Linked DNA regions of Homo sapiens: region 2 is linked to region 1. A link is a contact called in ENCODE POLR2A ChIA-PET data. All regions are on one chromosome and are shown on one strand. The core of a region is the stretch at or near the end of the contact, and the rest is flanking DNA. Distances in the headings are between cores, read along the strand shown. Region 1 overlaps DCAF7 (DDB1 and CUL4 associated factor 7). Region 2 overlaps DDX42 (DEAD-box helicase 42).

Region 1 (3,170 bases), core at 368-2,867:
CATGGTCCCTCTGGCCTATAGGCAGCTGCAGCTTCCTGCTGCTCCCATTCTATGGATGACCTCACTGCTACCTATGTGGCTTCTCAGCTTTACCATCTTCTGTATAAGCAGCCCCTGGATTAAATCCCTGCAGTTCAAATACTTAAGAGTAGTTCCCATTTTCTGGGTTGGACCTAACAGACAACAGCAGGCTAAGTTGTCATATAACTAAAATGTAGCCGCTTGTTCAACTTGATGCCAAGAGGGTTTCCAGAAGTTCCTTACTGGTCCTCTCTGTGGGACAAACTCTTCATTTGACCCCTGGTTTAGCAGCAGTCAACTCTAGAAGTCTTGTAACAGGGCTTACCTTCAGGAGTACAGAAAGCCAAAGACAACCCCTTACTAAGAATGATAACCTGGGTCACATCTTCCTATGCTGTTGACAACCTCAAGTTTCTGACCTAAGATCAAGGCATTCCTTTTATCTGTATAGATATTAATACCCCTAGCTGTGCAGGGTAAGGTAGAAAAGAACAGGAAATAGTACCCACAGGAGATGAGAGTACCAGGAGCATGCAATGGCTGTAGGAGGAAAAGACTTATGGGGATTTTCCAAAATCACTGAGAAGAATGCTTTGATTAAAATGCAATTGGCCGGGCGCAGTGGCTCACGCCTGTAATCCCAGCACTTTGGGAGGCCAAGGTGGGTGGATCACCTGAGGTCAGGAGAGTTCGAGACAATCCTGGCCAACATGGTGAAACCCTGTCTCTGCTAAAAAATACAAAAATTAGCCAGGGGTGGTTGCGGGCACCTGTAATCTCAGCTACTCCGGAAGCTGAGGCAGGAGAATTGCTTGAACCCAGAAGGCAGAGGATGCAGTGAGCCCAGATTGCGCCATTGCACTCCAGCCTGGGCAACAAGAGGAAAACTTTGTCTCAAAAAAAAAAAAAAAAAAAAAAAAAAAAGCAATCACAAATAGCTCTTCTCAGTTTTCCCAATAAACACAGAAGCATCGCCATCAAAATAAAATATATTCCATTGCCTCCACTGCCAACAGTAATGAAAGTATAAAGATTAAGTGAACATACTAGGATTTGGTAAAACATTTATAGAGAAAAATGAATAATTACGTTTGTCTCTCAGAAAATTTTTTCTCTTCCTGTCTCCCTTCTTTCCTCCCCAAATCTAATCTGTTTCAAGATAAGTATTACTCTAAAGTTATTTTTTAATCACATCAGTTCCCAGCTCCTCTATAAGAGACTTTGTTATTTAAAAAAAGCAACCTCTGGCATGAAAAGAACAATGACAGACCGTAGAATAGGTCATTTACATTAGCCAAAAAAAAGCATTAGTTTACAATAGTGTTGTTTTCCCGTTTTTGATACATTACTATTGTCAATTTAGACAAGAAGATGTTATGTTATGATTTTCTACATAAATTGCAGAACAATGAGAGAACAAGCTGACCTCTTCCTGTGCGGAAGGCACAGGAAGCATTTGAGGAAAGACGAAATGGAAAAGCATCTTACCTCTTTGTCATGGGCGATCAGCTGGGTCTTCACGTGGCCAGACACGAGATTCACTCGCCCTAACACCTGCCCTGTCTCCAGCCCCCAGATGGTGCATGTCGTATCAATGCTTGAGGTACCTGCAAACAACCAGTGCAAGTCAGGGCTGACGGGACCAAGGTTCTCATGCAAGCTTCCCTCTTGTGTTTACTCATCTGCTCAGCCCAGGGAGCAGCATACCATAAAGACTACAGAAAACAAGGTGGGGGCTACCGGCAGAGCCACCGAGGCAGTCAAGTCTTCAGTCCTCACCGTAGGACCTTAGATTCTAACTGGAGAGACAAGATCTATACACACGGAAAGCTCACCCACACAAAGGAATTAATAAATAACCACATTCCACGCCTAGCCTACTTCCCACTGAGCCTTGTTCTAGGATGTATGGCCCAGTGTGACATCTGAGAAAATTTATTTTGGCTTCTTCCAGCTGAAATACATACTCCCTAACTCCCTTACCTAAAAGATAAGGATCCACCTCATTCCAGTCAAAGGAGGTCAGGGGAGCACAGAAATCAGAGTTCTTATTATTGTTTAGCAAACACTCCAGCCTGGTCTCTGTTTCACCAACCTGAAGGAACAAGAATTTTAAAAAAAATCAGCCAGTCTTATCCTCATAAAAAGTCTTTTAAAAAATCCCTGTTTAGAAAATATCTTAGCAAACATAAGACATGAGGGGAAAACATTTTTATCAAAAACAGTAATAAACCCAGGACTCCCTGAATGCTACTTTTTCCCATACTTTCTCCTCTGCCCAGCTTTGTTTTCTACATTTTCATCCCTGCACCTTCCTAGAGGAGAGGTCTTCTCACTTTGCCCAGCCTGGAACCTCTGCACAGGTGTACTAAGGCCACGCCCATGCTACAGAGGACGCTGCTGCTGATGAGCTCAGCTGAGGGTGGAGGGAAGCCTCCAAGATCCACTCACACACTTTATCAGAATCAATGGCCTGGTATTTCATTTAGTTTACTCAAAAATACCTTGGCTGCAAACAGAATATGAGTTCCCAAGTATTCCCACCTCCACTGAAGGCCGTCATCATCACCTCGGGTTGACTGAGCTGACTGCAGCCAGCAGCCAGACTTCATGGAATCTTGACTTGATATACTAGAAAATCTGCTGAGCCAAACGAGGCCAGTCCATTTAAGCTTCGCTTGCTTCTCCTGTGCTGCAATGACACTCGCTGCCTCTGACCCCTGTCTGTTCTGTGACTTTTCACTGCTAACAGCTGAGGCTGAGAAAGCCCACTTGTCTGGCTGCTAATAAAGCATCCGCTTACCCTCCACACACGGAGATAGTCACCGCTTGTTGCCAGTAGGTCTGGATAGACGCCTTTTGTGTCAGGGATCCACATGAGCTTTGTGGTGGGGTATGGGTGGTCAAAGGTGTTTCTGCAAATAAACTCTGAACTCTCCTCATCTAAACCAACAAGCTGAACCTGTAACATACCAAAGTTGAGCCACATAAGCATTTGTGAGCAGTACAGCAAATACATTAGATCCCTGGTCAGTGACAGAGGTTTTTTTTGTTTGTTTTTTGTTTTAAAGACAGGATCTTGCTCTGTTGCCCAGGCTGGAGTGCAGTGGTGCAACCACAGCTCAGTGCAGCCTCCACCTCCTGGTCTC
Region 2 (3,170 bases), core at 491-2,990, 210 kb before region 1:
TTACATTCCTTACAAATGAGTAAACCTGATAATTTAACTTATTAGGAACAATGGAATTCAGCGAGACACATAATTTAAGAATTCATTATTATTTGAGAAACAAAGTTTCTTTGCCTCAATTTCTGCTGATAGAATGAATATATCAAAGTCCAAACTTTGCTACACTACCAGGAATTACCACTTACGCATTTTCTTCATCAAAGTTGGCCCGCTTAGATCCAATTTTGTAGAAAGAAGGAAGCTGTGGTGGAGCTGACTTTCCAAATCCAGAAGAAGAGCTGGTTGCCCCAAAGGCACTGTGGGACTGCTGTGGGAGTTTGGGTTCCTCCTTTTTCCCAGCACTGATGGCAAAACCTCCAAAGCCAAATCCTCGCTTAGTGCCAGGACCACCTTTATTCCAGTTCATGGTGCCAATGACTGACCTGTTAGGAATAAGATACACAAATATAAATTAAACTTAAAAAAGTGTATAGCCCCAAGGGCCGGGCGCGGTGGGTCACGCCTGTAATCCCAGCACTTTGGGAGGCCAAGGCAGGTGGACCATGAGGTCAGGAGTTCAAGACCAGCCTGGCCAATATGGTGAAAACCCTTCTCTACTAAAAATACAAAAATTGGCCGGGCGTGGTGGCACATGCCTGTGGTCCCAGCTACTTGGGAGGCTGAGGCATAAGAATCACTTGAATCTGAGAGGCGGAGGTTGCAGTGAGCTGAGATCGTGCCACTGCACTCCAGCCTGGGCGACACAGCGAGACTCCGTCTCAAAAACAAAAAAGAAGTATATAGCCCCACTGAGTTGTATGTCTCTTCCAACCTCCACCTAAAATTTTATTTTAAATTTTAGCTTCTCAATTAAAACTATAACACTGTAGTCAGGAGAGTGGCCCAGGCCAGTAATGCCAACTACTTGGGAGGCTTAGGCAGGAAGACTACTTGAACCCAGGAGTTCCAGATTACACTGAGCTATGATCACGCCACTGCACTCAAGCCTGGGTGACAGAGATTGTCTCTTTTTACATTAAAAAAGAAAAGACAAGAAAAGAAAATCCATCTCATTAAGAGATTCATTTCCAGCCCAGCTATTCAGGAGGCTGAGGCAGGTAAACTGCTTGAGCCCAGGAGTTCAAGGTTACAGTGTGCTATGATCCTGCCTGTGAATAGCCACTGTATTCCAGCCTGGGCAACATAGTGAAATCCTGTCTCTTAAAAAAACAAAAACAAAACCCACAAAAGTTGACATTGTATTTCAGATACACACCATGCTAGCCTCAACAAATGATTATATTTTCTAAAACACTGAAGAAATTGTTTTAATTTTATTGGGATCTCAGTATAAACCAGAATGCAGTATTTAATATCATCCCCTCCAAAAGGATTTGCCTGCTAATTAACATCTTATTAAGCTGACAAAAATACTCATAAAAAGAAATATTTTGGGGAATCTGATATGTGCAAGGCCACTGGAGATATGAAAAGACTAAATATCTTCATCCTTATATGAAAGACTGAGCTGCTATCAGCCAAGACTCTCCGAAAACTAGAGGTTATCCTCTGGTAATGACATCTGGAAGAATCAAAGAATCAAAACTTAAAAGATCAGTTGTTTGTAGACAGTATCTATGTATTCATGTCTGCAGGAAAGGTACTATGAACCATGTATTTATTGAACAACTGCCCAATAGAAACACTATCCAGGAAGAAACTATGATTCACTGACATGTTGCCTGAAGTATTCAGTTAGCCTGTGGTTAAGAGTTACAAAGAAATTTCTTGTGCATTCATAAAATCAATTTACAAACAATACCTTACATTAGTCTTGGCTCCAAAAACCTTTTCTTTCTTTTTTTTTTTTTTTTAAGGAACAGGGTCTTGTGATGTTGTCCAGGCTGGTCTCAAACTTCTAGCCTCAAGAGACCCCCCCCTCTCACATCTGCCTCCCTAAGTGCTGGGATTACAGGCATGAGCCACTGCACCTGGCCCAAAAAAAATTTTTTTGTTTTTTGTTTTTTGAGACAGAGCCTTGATCTGTCACCCAGGCTGGAGTGCAGTGGCCCAATCTCGGCTTGCTGCAACCTCTGTCGCCTGGGTTCAAGTGATTCTCATGCCTCAGCCTCCTGGGTAGCTGGGATTACAAGTGTGCACCACCACATCCAGCTAATATTTTGTATTTTTAGTAGAGATGGGCTGGTCTGGAACTCCTGGCCTCAAGTGATCCACCCACCTCAGCCTCCCAAAGTGCTGGGATTACAGGCATGAGCCCCTGCACCTGGCCCCCCAAAACCCTTTTTAATGATACAACTTACCTAAGTTTTACAGAAAAGCAGAAAGCAAAAAAGAACAAAATTTAAAACTACCTGAAATTTCCTCTCCCAGATATGTAGTTTTGTTCTATTTTTTGCTACTTGTATGCATATGTGTATATACACACAAATTAAAAATTGAAACCATACTGTACATATTGTCTTAGTGATTTCTTCACCTAATGATATACTGTGATATTGTTTAATGTCAATAGATATCTATTTCTTCACTACTTGACAGTATAATACTGGTAACACAATGTTGCAAAACACATCATTATAGCTACATCTTTGTGCATACCTTCAATTATTTCCTTAGGAACAAGTTTTAAAATGCAACTGCTCAAAGGAAAATGCATTCTGAGTTAAAAAAAAAAATCTTTTTTTAAGACAAGTTCTTGCTGTCACCCAGGCTGCATTACAGTGGTCTGATTGCAGCTCACTGCAGCCATGAACTCCTGGGCTCAAGTGATCCTCCCACCTCAGCCTCCTGAGTAGCTGGAACTACAAACATGAGCCACCATGCCTGGGTTTTTATTTTAATTTTTTGTGGTCTCACTATGTTGCCTAGGCTGGTCTCGAAATCCTGGCCTCAACCAGTCCTCCCACCTCAGTCTCCCAAAGTGCTGGAATTAACAGACATGACTCACACCACCTTGCCTGGCCTAAAAATTTTAACTACTACTTACATTTATGAAAAAGTATCCATTACACATTGAGTAAAATAAGGGCATAAAACAAGGTGGGTAGTATGATTTAATTTATGTAAAAACCATGAGTTATATATACAGAGACAGCTGACAGGCTGTTTATCAAAATGTTAACAGCAGCTATTTGATTTTTATTTTGTTTACCATTAGTAAGAAAAATTAA

Evidence for each region. ChIA-PET counts read pairs that join two places held with the same protein, here RNA polymerase II (POLR2A).
Region 2: POLR2A ChIA-PET joins it to region 1 with 18 read pairs in OCI-LY7. The contact joins two enhancer-like sites. POLR2A ChIA-PET finds 5 or more read pairs at or near these places in 4 of 52 experiments (OCI-LY7, PC-9, Panc1 and 1 more).

The regions. Positions count from the first base shown.
Region 1 is chr17:63,578,283-63,581,452 of GRCh38, reverse strand. It overlaps DCAF7 (DDB1 and CUL4 associated factor 7), which reads right to left. Exons shown (of 7, transcript NM_005828.5): 2 at 2,825-2,983; 3 at 2,005-2,116; 4 at 1,510-1,628. Among named protein-coding and RNA genes, the nearest start is that of TACO1, 21 kb to the left of the region's middle. Within about 2 kb of position 1,617, at least 2 of the 41 ENCODE cell types and tissues checked have a DNase peak (open chromatin) inside an H3K27ac peak, as active enhancers do.
Region 2 is chr17:63,784,286-63,787,455 of GRCh38, reverse strand. It overlaps DDX42 (DEAD-box helicase 42), which reads right to left. Exons shown (of 18, transcript NM_203499.3): 2 at 186-422. The coding sequence starts at 406. Among named protein-coding and RNA genes, the nearest start is that of DDX42, 12 kb to the right of the region's middle. Within about 2 kb of position 1,740, at least 3 of the 41 ENCODE cell types and tissues checked have a DNase peak (open chromatin) inside an H3K27ac peak, as active enhancers do.